Regions from separate parts of the Homo sapiens genome. Here region 1 is linked to region 2. The links are chromatin loops, found by intact Hi-C in ENCODE. Cell type or tissue: GM12878. All regions are shown on one strand.

Region 1 (5,000 bases), 120 kb before region 2:
AAATTACAGTTTTTAAAGGTATTGTGCAAGTATCAAAGAAGTATAGATTACTGAGTTAATTAAATAGTAATAGGATAGGAAAGGATAAAATTAATATATTTCTGTACAATTACTTTGGATTAACTCTCATTAATCTACCTCTTGATGGAAGAAGTGGACAACTGTGGGCATTCTAACAACTGCCACATGTAGGTAACAGTGAGGAGGCCGTTGGAACTTTTCTGTGAGTTGGGGCTGGGGAAGGGAGAGGGATTTCCAAAGTCCCTTCAACATCTCCGCTTAAATGATTATGCAATTCAAATTTTGAACTTGTCATTTAAAAATAATTTATATAAATTACCTGCTCGTGGTTTAAAATATATATAATGGTACAGAGCTATAAAGAAAAAAGTCTTCTCCCCTAACTCCCTTATTTCCACTTTCCAAAGGAAAACATTGTTTTCAATTTTATGTGTATCTTTTCTGGAAGAACTAAGTTTTTCTTACAATTTTTACAATTTTCAATGTGAGCCTTGTTGAACACAAGTTACCTTAAAGAAATGTTCCATATAGGCCAGGCTCGGTGACTCACGCCTGTCATCCCAGCACTTTGGGAGGCCGAGGCGGGTGGATCACCTGAGGTCAGGAGTTCAAGACCAGCCTGGCCAACATGGTGAAACCCCATCTCTACTAAAAATACAAAAATTAACCGGGCGTGGTGGTGTGCGCCTATAGTCCCAGTACTGGAGAAGCTGAGACAGGAGAATTGCTTTTGAACCTGGGAGGCGGAGGTTGCAGTGAGCCAAGATCACACCACAGTACTCCAGCCTGGGCAACAAAGTGAGAATCCGTCTCAAAAGAAAAAAAAAGAAATGCTCCATGTAGAATTATAGAATTTTTGTACCTTTTTAACATCGAGATCTAGACTTGATCACTACTTTATTCAATTCAGAAACTACTTATTGAGCATTTATTAAGGGCCAGGTATTAGGCATTTTATACATAAAAACCACTAAGGTTTGATTTCTACCTCCAAAAGGCTCGTAGTTCAGGGACTTCTCTGATCAGGAAAAAAAAAATGACTGTGGTGTTGCAGACAGGAAATTACTATTTAATACTGACAGTGCCTTCTTCCTGTTTCACCAGAAGAGAAAAAGTCGGAATTTGAGGATATATTCTATTCGGGCAAGTTTCACTTCTCAAGTGATTCCCATAAACCCCTTTCTAGTCTGCACTCCAAGGTAATCCATTTGAACCTCTCCTTGGGTCTATTTTCCTTCTTGCAATTCATGAGGACATGTTTTTTTGTATTTACAAAGCTTTTATCTGAATTACAAGATGATCAAGTCAGAAAAACTGGTTCTTTCTGGTCCTCTGACGTAGGTCCCTCTGAACATTTAAGGTGAAGAGTCAGCTGCCCATGCAGAATTCATTCATTTACCCAACTCAAATTCATAAAGTGCCCCCCACAAAACTGTGAAATTTGAGTTGCCTGGACAAGAGACCTTCCACACGAGAATAGTGCCTTGTCAAACAACTAACTACTGTGTCTTTATACTTTCAAAACTTTAAGTTTTAAAGCCATTTCTGCAGCAAAATCTCACATTAAAAGATAGGTTTTAAGGCATATACTCCAAACTTCTGTGGGTCGAATTTAGTTGAATAATGCCTTTGTTAGCAACTAATGAGCCTGTCATCAAGAATGAGGAAGTTGGGAAGAGAAAGGTGGAATGTTTCCCAAATTATCTCATTTTAAGAATCACCTGATGTGCTTATTAAATATGCAGATTTTCTAGGCCCTTCCCCTGGAGATTTGGTTCATTAGATTTGGACCTGGGACTGCCACATTTAACAACTGCCTCAGAAGATTCTTACGATTAGACTACCCTACAGCAATAGTTTTTAACTTTGGATGTACATTAGTAATATCTGGGGAGTTTTTTCGCTGTTTTTTTTTTTTTTTTTTAAACAGGGTCTCACTCTGTCACCCAAGCTGGAGTGCAGTGGTGCAATCACAGCTCACTGCAGCCTCAACCTCCTGGGCTTAAGCGATCATCCTGCCTCAGCCCCACTAGTAGCTGGGAGTACAGGTGCGCCACCTGGTGAGTTTCTAAAAGTACATATATATTAATACCTGGGTTGCAAACACAAATACTCTAATTTATCTGGGTTGGTGCCAAGCATTGGTCATTTTTTAAAGTTCCCTAGGTGATTCTAGTGTTGAGCCATTCTAGTGTTCAGAAATAATGATCTAAAGTAGCAGTTATAAAACGTTTTGGTGTCAGGATTCCTTTACACACTTGAAAATTGTGGAGAGTGGTGCGTGCCTTCAGTCCCAGTTACTTGGGAGGCTGAGGCAGGAGGATTGCTTAAGCCCAGGAGTTCAAGGCTGCAGTGAGCTACGACTACACCTGTGAATAGTCACTGCACTCAACAAGCAAGACCCTGTCTATAAAGAAACAAAACAAGCAAACAAAATTATGGAGAATTTCAAAGAGCTCTTATGTGGGTTATATTGATATTGTCCATAAGCAAAATTAAAACTAAGAAATTTTGAAACATTTATTGGCCCATTTAATAATTATAATAATAGACCCATTATGTGGTAATATAAATAATGTACTTTTGATTTAAAAATTATTTTTCAAAAAAATTAACGAGAAGAGTAGCATCCTTTTCTATTTCTACAAATCTCTTTAACACCTGGCTTATAGAAGACAATTAGTTTCTGCATTTAATCTATTGGGATAAGCTGTTTTGATTGAAGAATTCTACTTGAAGTATATGAAGAAAATCCAGCCTCTCAGAAATATGCTGTTGAAAAAGGAAAGAGTGTGTTAAAAGCTTTTCAGATAACTGTGGATATTCCTCTTGGACACAACACCAAAACTTGACAAGTGACAATTTCTTAAAGGTTGCTTGTAATGTGGAACAGAAAGTATATTATGAACTTCTTGTACTTCATTATATTAAAACCCATTGATCCATCTTATACTTTTAATGCATCATTTACTCATGCAAGATTTTATATCATACATTGGTCATTTGAAAAAATATCAGTTCCCTGAGTTATGCAGCCCTTCCAAATGCTGGCACATTTCCTACTGTATAATATCAAAACATCACATTTGTTAATATCACAACCAGTCTCATCAGGAGAGTCAGTAGGTACTGAGATGCTGTCAAAATCCCAATAGTGGAATAGGTTTTTCAAAATTGTAATATTCATTTGAACACTTGAGTTTCATTGTTGGCCACATATATACTGTCAGTTGTTTTCCTTGAAGTGACAAACAGACTTCATTCATTTTCAAGCAAATGTTTGCCAGATCTCCAAGTCTGAAAAACCATGGTTTGCCAGTTGCTCTTTGGAGTAAAAATAGTGTTTCACGAGAAAAGCCACTAGTTAAGCCATCAACCCAATCACTCAAATGCTTTTCCTGGCGGCATCTATTCTACTTCAGTGTGCAGCGGAAGTGCTTTATGCATGCCTCATATTTCATTGCAGGGAAGTTTTTTAAGTGTACTTGAGTCAAGATTTAATAAAATTAATAATTCTTGCTGTTTCATCAAGGACATTCTTAAATGAGAGAGGCTTTTAAATTTTTTTAAATTTTTTAACTTTATTTTTTATATTATATTATATTTTATTTTATTTTATTGAGATGGAGTCCCACTCTGTCGCCAGGTGGAGTGCAGTGGCACGATCTCTGCTCACTGCAACCTGTGAGTTTAAAACTGTGAGTGTGTGGGGATGAAAAATACAATGACTACTAGTAAAGTTTAGCACCACTGCCTTGATACACGCTAAGGAGTCGGAATTTTGTTTATTGCTTTTGCACCACCAGTGCAATCGTTAATACAGTGAAAAAGGAAAACAGCATCTTGGTATTATTACGAGAATGTTTTGATATGGACTCCCCTGAAATGCCTTGGGAAGCACACTTTGAGAACTGCTGACCTAAAAGAACATAAAGCAGTACTGGTAGGGGAGGCAGGCGGGGCAAGTTTAGCATGCATTTACCTATTTATTGCTGAGATTAGAATATTCACCATACTTGGGTTATTTATTTATTGTCTTAAGATTCACAGTAACATCCACAAACTATATGTTACTATTCCTATTTTACAAATAAATAAATTGAAGCTCAGAAAGGCTAAATAATTTTCTAAGATCAAGCAAGGATCAGGATTTAGATCGAAATATTCCTGATTCTAAGCTTACTCTGTTGCCACTACGCCAAGCTGTTTTCCTTCTATTGAACCGTTTAGGGTGTAAATAACAGATATTAAGGCATATCAAGCATTTATTATGCACTAAAAACAGTTGAACTTTAAATGTATTAACTTATTTAATCATTCCAACAGGCGGGTACCCATATACACCCTATTTTAGAACATAGGGAAACAGAGACCCAAAGAACTTCTCAAGGACACAGCTAGTAACTATGGTGCTAAGATTTTAGCCCAAGAGGAATGGCTTCAAAACCATTTTACTAAAACATCTCCTGGCCAGGCATGGTAGCTCACGCCTGTAATCCCAGCACTTTGGGAAGCTGAGGCGGGTGGATCACCTGAGGTCGGGAGTTCGAGACCAGCCTGACCAACATGGAGAAACCCCATGTCTACTAAAAATACAAAATTAGCCGGGTGTGGTGGCACATGCCTGTAATCCCAGCTACTCGGGAGGCTGAGGCAGGAGAATTGCTTGAACCCGGGAGGCAAAGGTTGCAGTGAGCCGAGATCGCGCCACTGCACTCCAGCCTGGGCAACAAGAGTGAAACTCCATCTCAAAAAACAAAACAAAACAAAACAAAAAAATCCCACAAAATCTCCTAAGTAGAAATAGTAATGAAAAACTCTGAATAAAAAAATTATAATTAAGATACTTGTAATTATTACTTGAATAAAGGAAGTACTTCAATGCTTGAAACAAATACTTTTGCCTATTTGCATCCAAAATGTCATATGATCAAAAGATCTTGGTTTATTTGTTTCATTTCCTCGAGGAGAGACAAAAT
Region 2 (5,000 bases):
TTCTGGGCTCCAGTCTCCCAAGTCCAGTGTTGTTGTCACTGCATCTAGCTTATGTCCCTTCCTTCATCTGCTAACCTAGCGGTCTCAGCAACAACAACAACACACATACGCATACTAATATGTTAACGGTGTAGTTAGAATTTTTTTCTTTGTTTTCTTAATTTTTTTTTACAATTAACAAACATTTAAAAAAAATTAAATTAAACCAAACCAAAAAACAAGGGTGGGGAATAATGCTAGACTGGTAAAACTTTTTATCAGTAAACACATGCTAATTTCACTTGGTCATACTAATTCCTTTTTTTGTAAATGCTTACAAAGTATATATTTAATAATATTGTCTTTCATTTGATCAATTGTTGTTAGGCTTAGAAGTTGGAGATAGGAAAATTTTAGTCTTTATGCTCTTTAAAACCTAAAACTATAGCTACCCATCTTCAGTCTTTTAGTCTTTTTCCATTCTTCCTCTGCTGATTTGGGAACAATAAGATACATTTCTATGTTTTTATTTTGGTGATTTTTTTTCTTTTGCGTATACCCTCAGATTTTTAAGATATTGTTTAACCATATATTTTTCTAAGAGTGTATGTCATTTTTTGGTATTTTTAATCTCCCGACCATGATAAGGAACTCTAATATTTTATTCTACCGCCTCCATCACCAATTGTGTTATTTTGTTTAAAGCTTTCATTTCCCCCATTTTGTTCAACATGTAATAATTACTGTTGTTTTCTTTGCAGTCCACAGTAAATCATATTTATTGACTTATTTTTCTTAGTTTGTGTCCAGTATCATTTCTTTGGTCTCACACCTTTTTTATTCCCACCTACTTTTTTCCTTTTTTTCTTCTTCTTTTTTTTTTTGCTGAGGGGCATCCTTCTATAGTTCTTTTAGTTTTAGTGTGGGATAGTAAGCCTATTCTTTTTAGGTTTGTCTTTGTTTTGCCCTCACTCTGAGGATGAGTATAAAAGCCTATATTAACAATTGTTTTTCCCACATCCCTTCTGGCCATTTTCGATGTTGATGAGACCTCTGCTGTCAATATGTGGTTCATTTGTAGATAATCTGGTTTATTGTCTGGGAGTTTCTAACATTATCTCTTTATCATTGATGTTCTGTAGTTTTACTATGATATGCCTGTGTTTGGATTTATTTTTATTTATCCTGTTAGGTACTTGGATCCAAGTCTGTCTTCAGATCTGGAAAGTTCTCAGCAATTATCTCTTCAAATATTGCTCCTCTACCATTACCTCCATCCTCTTCTGGAATTGCTATTGGATGAATATTGGAACCTTTCAACCCATCATCCATGTCTCTTAACTGCCCTTTTATATTTTTTTAATCTCTTTGTTTCTCTGTGCTGCGTCCCTGGTGAGTTTCTCAGTATCTACCTTCCATTTCCAAATCCTCTCTTTAAAACAAACAAGACAAATCATAAAAGCCTTTTTTGTATTGTGAAATATAAGACACATAGAGAAAAATGCATTAAATATCAATGTACAACTTGAAAAATTATTATAAAGGCTCATGTAACTTGTTCATAGAACGCCGCCAATCCCAAGAACCTCTATTTGCCCCACGATCACAACTTCCTCCCTCTCCCTGAGATAAACATCAGCCTGACTTTTATCATAATCACTTCCTTACTTTTCTTTGTAGTTCTAACACTTAAATGTGCAGCCCTGAACACCAGAGTTTAGTTTTGCATGTGTTTAATATTTGATATATTAAAAATATAAAAGAAAAGAGAGAGAGAGCATGTGCATGCATATCTGAGTCACTTAGTATGTATTTTTTTGTATTTTTTGATCTGGCTTCTTTCACTCAACATTATGTTTGTGAGATTCATCCACAGTATTATACATAGCTGTTTTTTTCATTGCTTCTTATTGCTATATGAAATTATTGAAGTTTAGTATTTATTCAGCTGTTGATGACATTCGAGTTGTTTTCAGTATTTGGCTATTATGAAAAATGCTGCTATGAACATTTTTGTATATGCCTCCTGATGTAAATGTATTCACCTTTCTGTAGGAGTAGAATTTCTAGGCCATAGATTATGTGTATCTTCACTTTGAGTAGATAGTGCAAACCATTTTTCACAGTAGATGTGTCAAGTTACACTCCTACCAGCAATATGGGGGAATGCTAGTTTACTCATCCTCTCTATCTAGTCTAGAGTTTACCCCATCTAGTACATTTTTCATCTTATTTAATATTTTCATTTCTATAGTTTTTATTTGGTTATTTTTCACATCCACCTGATTTTGTTTCAGTTCTCTTTTTTTTTTATTCTTAGTTTCATGTTTGTTTGTTTTTAAAATGGAAGTCATTTCCTAATTTATCTCCGAATACTTAAAACATATGTATTTTAAAATCTGTGTTAGGCCGGAATGAACTCTAGTCCAGCTATTAAGTTTGTTGGATTTCTTTTTTCTTTTCTTTTTTTTTTTTTTTTTTTTTTTTTGAGATGGAGTCTCGCTCTGTCGCCCAGGCTGGAATTCAGTGGCCTGATCTCGGCTCACTGCAAGCTCTGTCTCCCAGGTTCACGCCATTCTCCTGCCTCAGCCTCCCGAGTAGCTGGGACTACAGATGCCCACCACCATGCCCGGCTAATTTTTTGTATTTTTAGTAAAGACTGGAAATAACGAAGTTTCACCGTGTTAGCCAGGATGGTCTCGATCTCCTGACCTGGTGATCCGCCCGCCTCGGCCTCCCAAAGTGCTGGAATTACAGGCGTGAGCCACCGCGCCCGGCCTTGTTGGATTTCTTAATACAAGATTTCTTCGTATAGTTTAGAATTGTCACTTCCAGCCTTGTCTTCCATTAAGCCATATAGCCTCAGTCAGCAAATACACAGTTGCTTGTTTTTCTAGCATCCCTACACAAGTAAGAGAGCGCCACCTAGCTCCTGGCTTCAAGCATTGAGCCTGATTCTATTCCCTGTCTTGCGCAAAACATTTTGGACCCCTTTCTTCTGGAGGAACCAGTTCCCAGCCACCACTCCTACTCCCTGACACATATAGAAAAATAAATCAGAAGCCATCATGCTTGTGGCTTCAGTCCTGTTTGGTTATGTGTTTCCGTGTCTGTCCACATAGATGTTATTCTGTATTTGAGTCAGCATGTTGTTTCAGTTTTCTCTTTTATATCGTGTCTGTTATCCTCTGTGGTTAGAACAAAGGGGATTTTTGAAGTACAAACTCATTATTTCTGCTCATGTAAGCATCTGCATCTTCTTTTTCATCACCAAGAGAACTCTTTTTCTCTCCCTGAAGCCCCTGGCAGGTGATAGTAAGGCCTGACATTTTAATACCTCTAAATTCTCATTTTCATTATTTGTAAAAAGAAATAGGTGTTCATGATCCTTAAGTTGTTCTGTGACATTAAACTCATATTAAACTGGTTAAATTTGTCCCACCCTTTCTAGTTGGAAAATATTTCTCAGTAGTGGAAGAGACTGGAGCAAAATAGAGCCATTGAGTGGTTCTGCCTTCCCTCTGGCATCCTTGTTCCTCTTCTTTTTCCAAATACTGTTTCACAAAACAAAAATCCTTTTGGGAACTTTTAATATGAGTATGAACCTGAGCTTACTTATGACTTGAGACTTCCATGTTCCGTGTTTTGTCACTAGAATATAGATTTCCTGAGGCCAGGGTACTTGTCTATCTTGTTTACCACTCTGTCCCAGCAGGCTGGCAGATAATACATACCCATTAAATATTGTTCAAATACCGAATCCTATGTTAGGCCATTTTTTTCTTTTTAAATATGAGCTTCAAAGAGGGTTCCCTATATTGCCTCCCTGGTTTCTTTAAATATCTCTTCCCCTATCTTTTCTTTGTTATGGTTTAACGATTATAGCGTTAAGATTTCCTTTTTAGAGTTTTTCATCCTTCTTGAGCTAAATCCCTATTTTAGGTATAAACCTATGTAATAGATTATCTATTGCTGTGTAACAAGATTACCACAAACTTAAGTGGCTTAAAACAACACATTTATTGTTTCTCAGTTCCCATGGGTTCAGAATCCAGGCACAGCTTAGCTGGGTACCCTGCTCAGAGTCTCACAGGGCTGCAGTCAAGATGTTGACTGAGGCTCTGCTGTCATCTGAGGTTTAATCTGCTTCCAGGTTCATTCAGGTTATTGGCAAAATTCAGTTCCTTGTGGTTGTGGAACTGAGGACTTCAGTTTCTTGCTACCTGTCAGATGGAGGCCACCCTCAGCTCCTAGGGCTACCTGCAGTTCCCTGCTATCTGAGGGACCCCCAGTGGTTCTCTGCTTCCTTAAAGTCAGGAAGGGAGGGAATATCTCCAGCAAGACAGGCACAGTAAATCATGTAATGGAAGCACGTACACATCACCACACATATCCCATCACTTTTGACATGTACTGTTGGGTAGAAGAAAGTCACAGATATCACCACGCTCAAGAGGCGAGGATTATGCAAGGGTATGCACATCAGGAGGCAGGGATCATGGGAGCCACCTTAATTAAAAGTCTATCTGCCACAAGCATATAAACATTGTTTATGAACTTTTATAATGTTCTTTCTTGAAAAGTATACTTTCTGAGCAATAAATGCTTTTAATTTTAGTTCCCCAACTTGTTACTGAAGTATTAATGAAATCTGTTACATTTCAAAAATAATGTTGCTCCAATTCAACTCTTCCCTTTCTCTATGCAATTAAAAATGCTATAGAGTTAGACACTGCATTTGTAATCTAATATATACAAATTAACTACATTATAAATCATATACGTACAGATACATAGCACTGTAGTATACACAAAACTGTGTTTGCTATGCCTGATGAATGATTGTAAGCAATTTAGGGTAATCTTTACTTTACCTGATTTTTCTCCATACTCACCAATTTTCACCCTAATTGCCTTGTAAGCTACAATTCTACTGCATCCTGAAATATCCTGCTTTATTTTTATACTGTTTGTGGCAGTGGCATTCATGTCAAGGAGCTTTTGAAGAAAAATGTATTTGC

The links. A loop is a pair of places that touch in the nucleus more often than their neighbours do. Peaks named below come from ENCODE experiments on the same cell type or tissue, not always from the same donor. Only the 100,000 strongest peaks of a DNase experiment are listed, where the experiment ranks them.
Region 1: a loop joins it to region 2, with 3 times the contacts of the local background. A loop is called at or near these places in 1 of 110 quality-filtered maps.

The regions. Positions count from the first base shown.
Region 1 is chrX:30,591,929-30,596,928 of GRCh38, forward strand. No RefSeq gene overlaps it. Among named protein-coding and RNA genes, the nearest start is that of TASL, 17 kb to the left of the region's middle. RefSeq lists a silencer at 1,919-2,028. In GM12878, a CTCF peak has its summit at 2,073 (motif pointing left); no DNase peak of the experiment used is centred here; H3K27ac peaks cover 1,732 bases.
Region 2 is chrX:30,710,276-30,715,275 of GRCh38, forward strand. All of the region lies in intron 13 of GK (glycerol kinase), which reads left to right. GK-AS1 (GK antisense RNA 1) reads right to left here. Exons shown (of 1, transcript NR_046603.1): 1 at 1-5,000. Among named protein-coding and RNA genes, the nearest start is that of GK-AS1, 5.3 kb to the right of the region's middle. In GM12878, a CTCF peak has its summit at 2,904; a DNase peak (open chromatin) is centred at 3,116; H3K27ac peaks cover 886 bases.